Regions from separate parts of the Homo sapiens genome. Here regions 1 and 2 are each linked to region 3. A link is a contact called in ENCODE Hi-C or POLR2A ChIA-PET data. All regions are on one chromosome and are shown on one strand. The core of a region is the stretch at or near the end of the contact, and the rest is flanking DNA. Distances in the headings are between cores, read along the strand shown.

Region 1 (3,007 bases), core at 117-2,616, 2.3 Mb after region 3:
TTCCTGCCTCAGCCCCTCTAGTAGCTGGGATTACAGGTGCCCGCCACCACGCCCGGCTAATTTTTGTATATTTAGTAGAGACGGGGTTTCACCATGTTGACCAGCCTGGTCTTGAACTTCTGATCTCAGGTGATCCACCCTCCTCGGCCTTCCAAAGTGCTGGGATTACAGGCGTGAGCCACCTTGCCCGGCCCTGCACGTTAATTTTTAAGGCAGGACCCACTGGCTCCTGATAAAAACAACTATTTGTACCCCTTCTGATTTTTATTTATAAAGGAAAGGAAATTTTTCTTTAAAAAGAATGAACCACGGCTGGGCGCGGTGGCTCACGCCTGTAATCCCAGCACTTTGGGAGGCCGAGGTTGCAGTGAGCCGAGATCGTGCCATTGCGCTCCAGCCTGGGCAACAAGACAGACACTTCGTCTCAAAAAAAAAAAAAAATTAACGTGCCAGGGGCTGTGTGAGGGAAATAAATATTACAATGTCAAACATTACGCTAGGGTCTATGGTAATTTCATCAAAAACAAAAGAAGTTGACATTTACTGAATGTTCCCCATGTGCCAGGCACAGTGTTATGCTCTTGCTTTGAGGCTTTGTGAACACCATGAACTCCAGCAAATTTTCTTAGCTTTCGTATGCCTCGGTGTCTCAGTTACCGCACTTGGAAATACTGCGGGTAAGCGCTCAGCGACTGTTTGCTACAGTTATTGTTATCCTCACACCAGGAGGGTGGCGTCACCGCTTCACCAATAACCTAGATTGGCAGCGAATGTGCACCAAGCTGAGCTTTCCCAGCCCTCGGAGTCGCCCGTTTCCTTGGCAGCCACGTCCGGGTTTCCCCAAGCCACCATTTATCTGTTTGTTTTTTGGCGGGGGTGGGAGTTGGCAGTGACGCGAGGAAGTTGGGGCCCAATGAACGCCGGTTTTTCGCTCAATGGCTCTGACTCGCTCTCCAACCTGAAACCACGGTTCAAACCCGAGGAGAAAAGGCGCGAAAGGAAACCCAGTGGGCCCTCCCCGCGCCGCGCAGGGAGGAACCGAGGCGGGAGAGCCACCCCGGAAGAGGGGCGGTCCGGGCACTGACCTTTACTCTCCCGCCGGAGTCAGGCCCAAATTCGGCCATTCTCTTGAACATATTGTCCCACGGAAGAAGCCGCCGCCGCCAGGGAAAGAGACCGGGGCTGGCGGGGTCGCCGCTCCCCTCAGAGACCGCGCTCCTGTCGCGCGGGCCCAGGCGGAGGGTTTCTAGCCGAAGGAGGGCGAGTTACTTGGGCTCACGGCGGTGAGTAACCGTCAACTCCTCAGGCCGACTGTGCTCCTGAAGGCCATTCAGGCCCGCGCAGGTGGAGAACGCCGCGAAAAGAGGGGCGACGGCCGCACCGCGCGCAGGCGCAACGGGCTCGCGTATGCGCACGCAGTGTACACTGCGCACGCGCCTGGCGGCTGCAGTCACATCACAGGACCAGTGCAGGAGTTCCAAACCAAAAAAAAAATGAAAGGCAGGAAATAATAAATGACTTCAAAAAGTTGTCCAGATGTTAAGGAGATGAGTTTCCACACTGAAAGATCCTACTAAGCACCCAGCACAAATATTAAAGCATCCACGTCAAGGCATATCATTGTGAATTTTCTGAACATCGAGGAAAAAGAGATCCCACACCCTTCCAGGTTATACAGACTATAGAATCAGAGTGGCTTCAGATTGCTCAGTTAGAATCTAGGAAGCCATACGGCACTGTCTTCAAAACTCTGAGGGAAAATTACTTCCGATTTAGTCTTCAATACTCATCCAACTACCAATCTAGTGTGTGAATAGAATAGAGTTTCAGATGTGCTAAATCACTACACACAAAAAATAGTACCTATCTTACCTTTCTCAGTACCTCCAGGAAGATCCTGTAGATCTGATCCACCAAAATGAGGGAATAAGCCAAGAAGGAGGAAATTATGAAATGCAGGAAATACAATAAATAACAAACACAGAAAATAGTAAGATCCCAAGATGATACTGAAAGAGCTCCGGGAACAATAGCTGTGTATAGGCATAGACGGCAACGCATCTAGATTAGATTCGGTCAGAAATCTTTGGGAGACACTGCTTCAGAAGGATGGGATTGACAAAATTCCAGCTGGCGTTGAATCAAGAGGAGATTTGACCGAGAGTTTGGAGTTTAACTCATGACAGGTACACAGAAAACTAAGCGGCTGTAAGAATTATGCAGCTATTAATTCTAGGGAAAACAAAATCTTGTGCAAGAAAGGAAAGTAATTGTATTTATTGTTACATAAATACTGAGTATTGGCCGGGCGCGGTGGCTCACGCCTGTAATCCCAGCACTTTGGGAGGCCAAGGTGGGCGGATCACGAGGTCAGGAGATCGAGACCATCCTGGCTAACACGGTGAAAACCCGTCTCTACTAAAAATACAAAAAAATTAGCCGAGCGTGGTGGTGGGCGCCTGTAGTCCCAGCTGCTTGGGAGGCTGAGGCAGAAGAATGGCGTGAACCCGGGAGGCGGAGCTTGCCTTGAGCCGAGATCGCACCACTGCACTCCAGCCTGGGTGACAGAGCAAGACTCCGTCTCAAAAAAAAAAAAAAAACAAAACAAAAAAAAACTGAGTATTGATCCCCCCTCCCCCTCAAAAAAAGAATTACATTTAGAAGGATGGGCTTTGGAGAAGGGTACTATGCTTGATGGGGATGGAGGAGGAGGAAATAGAGCTTAATCTTTAACTTCCATAGTAGGAAGTCAGTATCTTAAAATGGAAAAATCAAGAAGAAGCAATATAGGTGTAATATTGAAAAGCATGGAGATAAATATTTTAAAAAATAAGCTAAAAGAGTAGAAAATACTGCTGATTGTAATTTTTAGTAATTCCACTTAACAACTGTAAAGAAAATACTTTTTAAAAGACTTCACTAAATAGAAGTGCAAGGGATGTGCTCAGGGCTTAGTTATATTAGTGCCACATGAAGAGCTCAATTGTCATATGGATGTCACTGCATT
Region 2 (3,067 bases), core at 127-2,626, 2.4 Mb after region 3:
AAATAAGGCTTTTAGGAACATTGCAGTTAAGCACAATTTAATTGTTTTAAATGTGTTACTACATAAAATGCAGTAGATACGAACAGCAGGTTCAAACCTTAAACGTCACTAGCAACAAACGACATCTTTTGCAAGGATGCCCATTAACAGACATCACAGCCCCGCGTTACCTCTAAGCAACGTCGTTCAGGAAAACCTTGCATTCTCACTTTCGCTCAACCTTTCAAAAGGTAACACGGGGCCCGGGGGTGGGGGTGGGGGGATTTAACACTTTGTTTTCGAAAATAGGGTCTTATCTATAACTCTTTATTTTTAAACCACATCATAAGGATTTGGGGTGAACGTTCTTTCATTTTAATCACTATGAGATCTGTGGGTGAGCTAACATCTTTTTGTTCCATCCAACCATCGCGCTTCCAATTCTTCCTTTTGGTCCCCGGCCACTCATCTTCACAGGTATTTTCATCACAAAGGCCAACAACGACTGGGCTTCAAAGCACTGCAAGCCCTGGATTAATGAGGCAGGACCAGCGCACCGACTTTTATCTGTGGCTCCAAAAGTCAAAGGACTTGTTGCAAATGAGCCCGCACCTCAGTCGCCTTCAGAAAGTGTGAGGGGAGGAGGAAGGCGCCACGCCGAAACCTGTCGCAAACCCGAGAAGGAGAGCCCCGGGGACTGGGCGCGCGGGATACAAAGGGCCGTGAACGCGGCCTTCCATGAGGCGACAGTGCGCGGGCAGGGAGACAAAATGGAGCGATGGGAGGAATCGGAGCCCGAGCGGCAGCGGCGGGGAAGGGGCGGCGGCGGCGGGCACGCGCCCCGCCAGGGCTTCCTCCTCCGACCAGCGACGGGGGAGGGGGCGCGGCGGCGGCCAGTTCTCTCCGCCGCTTACACGCGGCCCCACCGCCCGGGCCTAGCGCGGCGGGAAGCGCCAGCCGGGTGCCGCCAACAATAGGGAGCGAGGCAGCGCCGGCGAGGGAGGAGCCGGCGGCAGCTGCACAGCGGCCCGCGTCCGCGCTCCGGGCCCCGCGGCGACTCGCCGCGCCCGCGGCCCGTGAAACGACGCGGTAGAACGAGGGGCGGGGGGGCGCCACGCCAGGGGTCGGCGGCGCGGCCCAGAGGCGGCAAGGGCGCACACTCTGCAGTCGCTTCGGCTCGCGGCCGCAGCGGGCCCCGGGTCAGCTTCCCGGCCGCAGCGCCGCCCGCGTCGGCGGCGGGGACCTGGGCTCTCACGTACCTGGTTGAACTCTTCGCCGACATCCGCGTAAATGTCTATGTGGTCCACGCCGTCCGCCATCTTCCTTCAGCCTCGGCCGCCGCCGCCGCCGCCGCCTCCTGCAGGTCTGCCCGCCGCGGCAGCAGCAGCGGATCTAGCGGCGGTGGGGGGGCGCTTGCGTCACTTCCGAGGCCCGAGGGAGGGAGGCGCGGGCGACAGGGGCCGGCCGGGGGCGGGGACTCTGCAGCCCAGCCGCTCTGCTGGCTGAGGAAAGGCTGCGCCTCTGAGGGCAGAGGACGTTTCTTTTGTGTCTGGGTGAGGCCCGGGAGTGGGGGCCAATTTTTTTGTCCTACTCGCGCATCCAGCTTAGCAGTGGGTCCCACCTGTTTCCACACACCGTCTTTTCACGTGGCCTCTGGCATACTCAGACGTTTTGTTAATATTTTCATTTATCCGTTGTTCTTATCTTTCTCACATCCAGGACTTTTAAAGGTGGAAGTTATATGTCCGTGCTTAAATGCAAAGTGTAACCCCCGGGCATTCTGTGAACGGCTTAAGACCAAAAACAATGTCTTGTTTCTGCATCCTCAGAGACCAGCAGAGTTTTATTTGCATCGTAAACGCTAGATACCCGTCAGTGGTTATCTTTGCATGCTGTTTATGTTGCCATTTCCATCTCTAATCTTCGTGGGCTTCTTTCCCCCCCACCTTCCTCTCGCATTCATTGCCATTCATTTTTTCTTCCTTAGATCTACAGTAGGTTGTCTCTGGCGTAGTTCAGATGCTTCTAACATGAATGCAGTCATCTTAGAGCACACCCAAGAGAGTGGAGGTATCTTGAGGCCAGGGGGGCTTCTCTCTCAGAATCCTAGAATGTCCCAACGGGAAGGGAACTGGAAAGGTGTCCTTAGGTCTAAACATCTCATTTTACAGAAGAGAAGACTGAGGCCTAATAGAACCTAAGTGATTTAACCAGGTCACATGGTCAATAAAGGTAGGAACATTCAGCCACGATACTTTACTCAAAGATGTCTCTCCAGTTTGAAACTTTCCCCTCCATTCTTAATTTCTTTTTCACTCATTAAAAAATATACTGTAGTAGAGCGTGTTTCCTGAGAAACTGGCCAGAAATCATTCATAGAATAACCCAAACAACATCTGTAAGGTTGGGCATCTCTAATCCAAAAATTTGAAATGCTCCAAAATCTGAAACTTTTTGCGCACTGACATGATGCCACAAGTGGAAAATTCCACACCTGATCTTATTTGCCAGGTCGCAGTCAAAAATGCAATCAAAACTTTTTTTCATGCACAAAATAACTAAAAGTATTGTATGAAATAATCTTCAGGCTGTGTGTATAAGGTATATGTGAAACATAAATGAATTTCGTTTAGGCTTGGGTCCCATCTCCTGGATAATTTATGTATATGCAAATATTCCAAAATCCCCTCAAATCCAAGCATTTTTGCATAAAAAAGACTCAATCTGCACTTGGTATGGTGGAAAAAGCATGGTTGCAGTCCTGGAGGCCAGTCTGGTGATCTGGGTACCCATTTCTAATCAGACATTTTATCAGCTAGATGACCTCAGTCAAGTTTTCAACTCTCATATTCAATCTCAGAATCTTTAAAATCCAAGCAATAATATCTACCTCACCAAGGTTGAAGGTTGGTGATACTTTAAATGAGTTAATATGAGTTAATATGCAAAGTGTCCTGTCCTGTTCCAAGAATCAGTATTTAAATACTGATTCACTTTCTTTCTTGGGGCATTATAGAAGAAAAGAGACACTGACGTTTAAAGGTGAGAGTATTTTCTAGATTGGTGGTGTGGTAGAATAATGGCCCAC
Region 3 (3,141 bases), core at 266-2,765:
ATGTGAAACTGATAAACTACATTACTACTTTTTTTTTTTTGAGACGGATTCTCGCTCTGTGGCCCAGGCTGGAGTGCAGTGGCTCAATCTTGGTTCACTGCAACCTCCGCCTCCAGGGTTCAAGTGATTCTCCTGCCTCCATCTCCCAAGTAGCTGGGATTACAGCTTTTTTCTAGTTTTAGTAGAGCTGGGGTTTCACCGTGTTGGCCAGGCTGGTCTTGAACTCCCGACCTCAGGTTATTTGCCCGCCTCGGCCTCCCAAAGTGCTGGGATAACAGGCGTGAGCCACCGCGCCTGGCCCATTACTAATATTCTTATTCAAAATTAAAAGCATCACTGTAATTGCTTTACAAAGCTATATTCGCCTCACTTATCTTTTACCAAGACAGATGGAATAGTTACATAAAATATAAAGACATTTTGAAATAGGTGTAACTAGTCCAGAAGTGGTGGCCTGTATTGCCAGCACTTTGGGAGACACAGGTGGGAGGATCACTTGAGCCTAGGGGTTTGAGACCAGCCTAGCAACACAGAGGGACCCCTATCTTATACAAAATAAAAATTAAAAAAAAAAAGAAATAGGTATAACTCGAATTATCACAACAAGCATTTATTAAAGGCATTGTTTATACTATCATGTTAGTAAGTTAAATCAGGCTATGGAAGTTAAGTAAACACAACCATTCATAACCATTCAGAGGATATGAGTTTTGGATTTCACAATGGTATGGTTTTAATTTCCTCTGACTAGATTACAGAGAAACAACTTAGAACACTCAGACTTACCATAATAGGTGCTTGCAGTCATTGATATAATCCAGAAAGCTAACGAAATGCAAATGATCAGGCTCAGTATAACTATATTAGTTATCATCTTTATATATCTTTTGCATATATTGTCGTTAAGATCTGTCATGGAAAATAAGGATATGAGCTCCTGCGGGAAAGAATATTTAGCGTTTCGGAGAGAAAGTCATTTACGATGTGAGCAAGACACTTGTTCAGAGGCAAACATAAATCCCAACATATTCCACCGACCAAACAAGCATAAAAATCACAAAAATTCAAACTCCTTCCGGAAACTCCTACTGGCGGAGAGCTCCAATTCATATGGGCGTGGTCAACGCCTCACCGCAAAAGCAGAGCGCAACCCGGCGGACGGTGAGGGCCGGTCGCCGGCTGCCGGCCGCTTCAGCGCCTCACGCCGGAGCCCACGGGGAAAAGAGAAAGCCGAGGCAGCCAATCCGCGGTCCCGGCGCTGGCGAGTTCCACCCACCTCCCGTCGCAACCTTCTCACCCGCGGGCCGGGTAGGCCAGCGGCTGCAAAGGGGCAGCTAGGGCACCCGAACTTGGGCAAGTCTGGGAAGCACGCCCGACGCGGCTGAACGCAGTCACGTCCCGACAGCTGCGCAAGCCGCCCTAGGGTCAGGTCCAGCCGGCCAAGGCCGAGACCCCAGGAGCAAAGCCCGCGCCTCCCGGCGCCCCCGCCTCTAGCGCCTCGCCCGCTGTGGGCATGCGCCGCAGCCGCTTAGGGGGATGTCGCCTAGCTCACGTGGGCAGGCACTGCTGGCATCCTGGCCGGCTGCGTTTGCACTGCTTCTCCAAAACCACATTATAGGTACTAAACAACATTGTTTAGTACCTATAATGTGCTAGACTCCTGGCTGCTAGCGAGGTAAAGTTAAACATAGTTTCTATTACTGAGCTCTCGTAATTATTGTCATAACACCACTTAGATTGTGGAAATATCTGTCCTCACACCCCTTATATTAAAGGTGTGTGCATTTAGAAAGCAAAACGTCTTGTTAGCATTAAAAATCTGAATCGTGGCTGATTTCTTTTCTTTTCTTTTTTTTTTTTTCGAGACAGTGTCTCTCTCTGCCGCCCAGGCTGGAGTGCAGTGGCACGATCTCTGCTCACTGCAACCACCGCCTCCCAGGTTCTAAGCGATTCTCCTGCTCCAGCCTCCGGAGTAGCTGGGATTACAGGCGCCACAACCACGCCCGGCTAATTTTTATATTTTTAGTAGAGACGGGGTTTTGCCATGTTGGCCCGGCTGGTCTCGAACTCTTGACCTCAGGGGATCCACCCACCTCGGCCTCCCAAAGTGCTGGGTTTAATGGCGTGAGCTACAGCGCCCGGCCTGATTTCATGTTTTATGTGAAATTAACTTGTTTGCCTGGGTTAACAGTAATTAACTGATAATTACATAATATTTATCAATTTTTTCAGTTAATTGCTGACAGTGTAAGAAGAGGAGCCAAATCCATTTCAGACACAGTATGCAATTGTGTTTTAAGCCCCAAGAGTAGTTACTTTAAAAAAGCTCACATTATTTTAAATTTCAAAATACATGCCAAGACAGCTTGTCATTTTCTTTGGTAAGACATCTAATTAAGTAGTTAACTAAGAATCAAATCTGTGAAGTAGGACTAAATAGTAGTGGGCTTCCTGTACTAGATAATATACATATATGGTCTTTATGCTGAAATGTATTATGTGCCTACTTTATTTTTGTCTTAGTCTGTTCTGCATAGGTAAATGTTTGGATTATTTCACCAAGCTGACTGGCCAGTATCAATGTTACCAGACTACTGGGTAAAATTATTAATAATGAAAGCTAATGTTTTGTGGTTTGCACAGTCGCATTGTTTTTGTCTCTGCTTAGACAAAATTATAAACTGGTCTTTTTTTTTTTTTTCTTTTTTTTGCCTTGCTTCACCACAGTCACAGAGTGACCCTCTCTGATTAGTTGGTGTTCGATAGGAAAATCATAGCCTAGTTGTGAATGTCAAGCTATCTCCCAACACTGTGGTGTAGCTGTGTCAGGTCAGTCCCTGGATGTCAGGGATGATTTTCTCATGACTATTAGATCTGGCTAAAAAATGCATATTAAATAGTAGTGTCAGTGAACTGACCCTTTAGATGAATATTTTCCCTTCTATTTTTTTCAGTGACCAATTATAGATGTTTTTCTCCATAAAAGTTATTCTAGCTTAAGACCAAAATAATTTAGAGGAGTTAATATAATTAAAATACAGTAGTTCTTATATGCAATAGGCAGTTTCAGTTACCAAGGGTTAAACATGATCTTGAGGCAGGAGAATAGGGTCTCCTATTGAGGCAGGGAACCTAAGGCCG

Evidence for each region. A loop is a pair of places that touch in the nucleus more often than their neighbours do. ChIA-PET counts read pairs that join two places held with the same protein, here RNA polymerase II (POLR2A). Pooled maps may share reads with other maps.
Region 1: a pooled map shows a loop between it and region 3 (6-fold over the local background). The contact joins the promoter of YEATS4 here to the promoter of TMEM19 in region 3. A Hi-C loop is called at or near these places in 6 of 50 pooled maps. POLR2A ChIA-PET finds 5 or more read pairs at or near these places in 2 of 52 experiments (activated B cell and activated naive CD4-positive, alpha-beta T cell).
Region 2: a map of naive thymus-derived CD4-positive, alpha-beta T cell shows a loop between it and region 3 (20-fold over the local background). The contact joins the promoter of CPSF6 here to the promoter of TMEM19 in region 3. A Hi-C loop is called at or near these places in 2 of 168 maps with a recorded cell type or tissue (CD4-positive, alpha-beta memory T cell and naive thymus-derived CD4-positive, alpha-beta T cell), 1 of 37 single-sample maps with no recorded cell type and 8 of 50 pooled maps. POLR2A ChIA-PET finds 5 or more read pairs at or near these places in 2 of 52 experiments (activated CD8-positive, alpha-beta memory T cell and naive thymus-derived CD4-positive, alpha-beta T cell).

What each region holds. Positions count from the first base shown.
Region 1 is chr12:69,358,102-69,361,108 of GRCh38, reverse strand. YEATS4 (YEATS domain containing 4) reads right to left here and starts at 1,366. Exons shown (of 7, transcript NM_006530.4): 1 at 1,086-1,366. The coding sequence starts at 1,136. RefSeq lists a silencer at 832-991 and enhancers at 417-1,018, 1,272-1,461, 1,019-1,622.
Region 2 is chr12:69,237,878-69,240,944 of GRCh38, reverse strand. It overlaps CPSF6 (cleavage and polyadenylation specific factor 6), which reads right to left and starts at 1,376. Exons shown (of 10, transcript NM_007007.3): 1 at 1,239-1,376. The coding sequence starts at 1,298. RefSeq lists enhancers at 60-639, 640-1,220 and silencers at 684-903, 1,054-1,553.
Region 3 is chr12:71,684,456-71,687,596 of GRCh38, reverse strand. It overlaps TMEM19 (transmembrane protein 19), which reads right to left and starts at 1,515. Exons shown (of 6, transcript NM_018279.4): 1 at 787-1,515. The coding sequence starts at 916. It overlaps LOC124902965 (a long non-coding RNA gene), which reads left to right and starts at 1,533. Exons shown (of 2, transcript XR_007063367.1): 1 at 1,533-1,675. RefSeq lists silencers at 968-1,183, 1,174-1,243.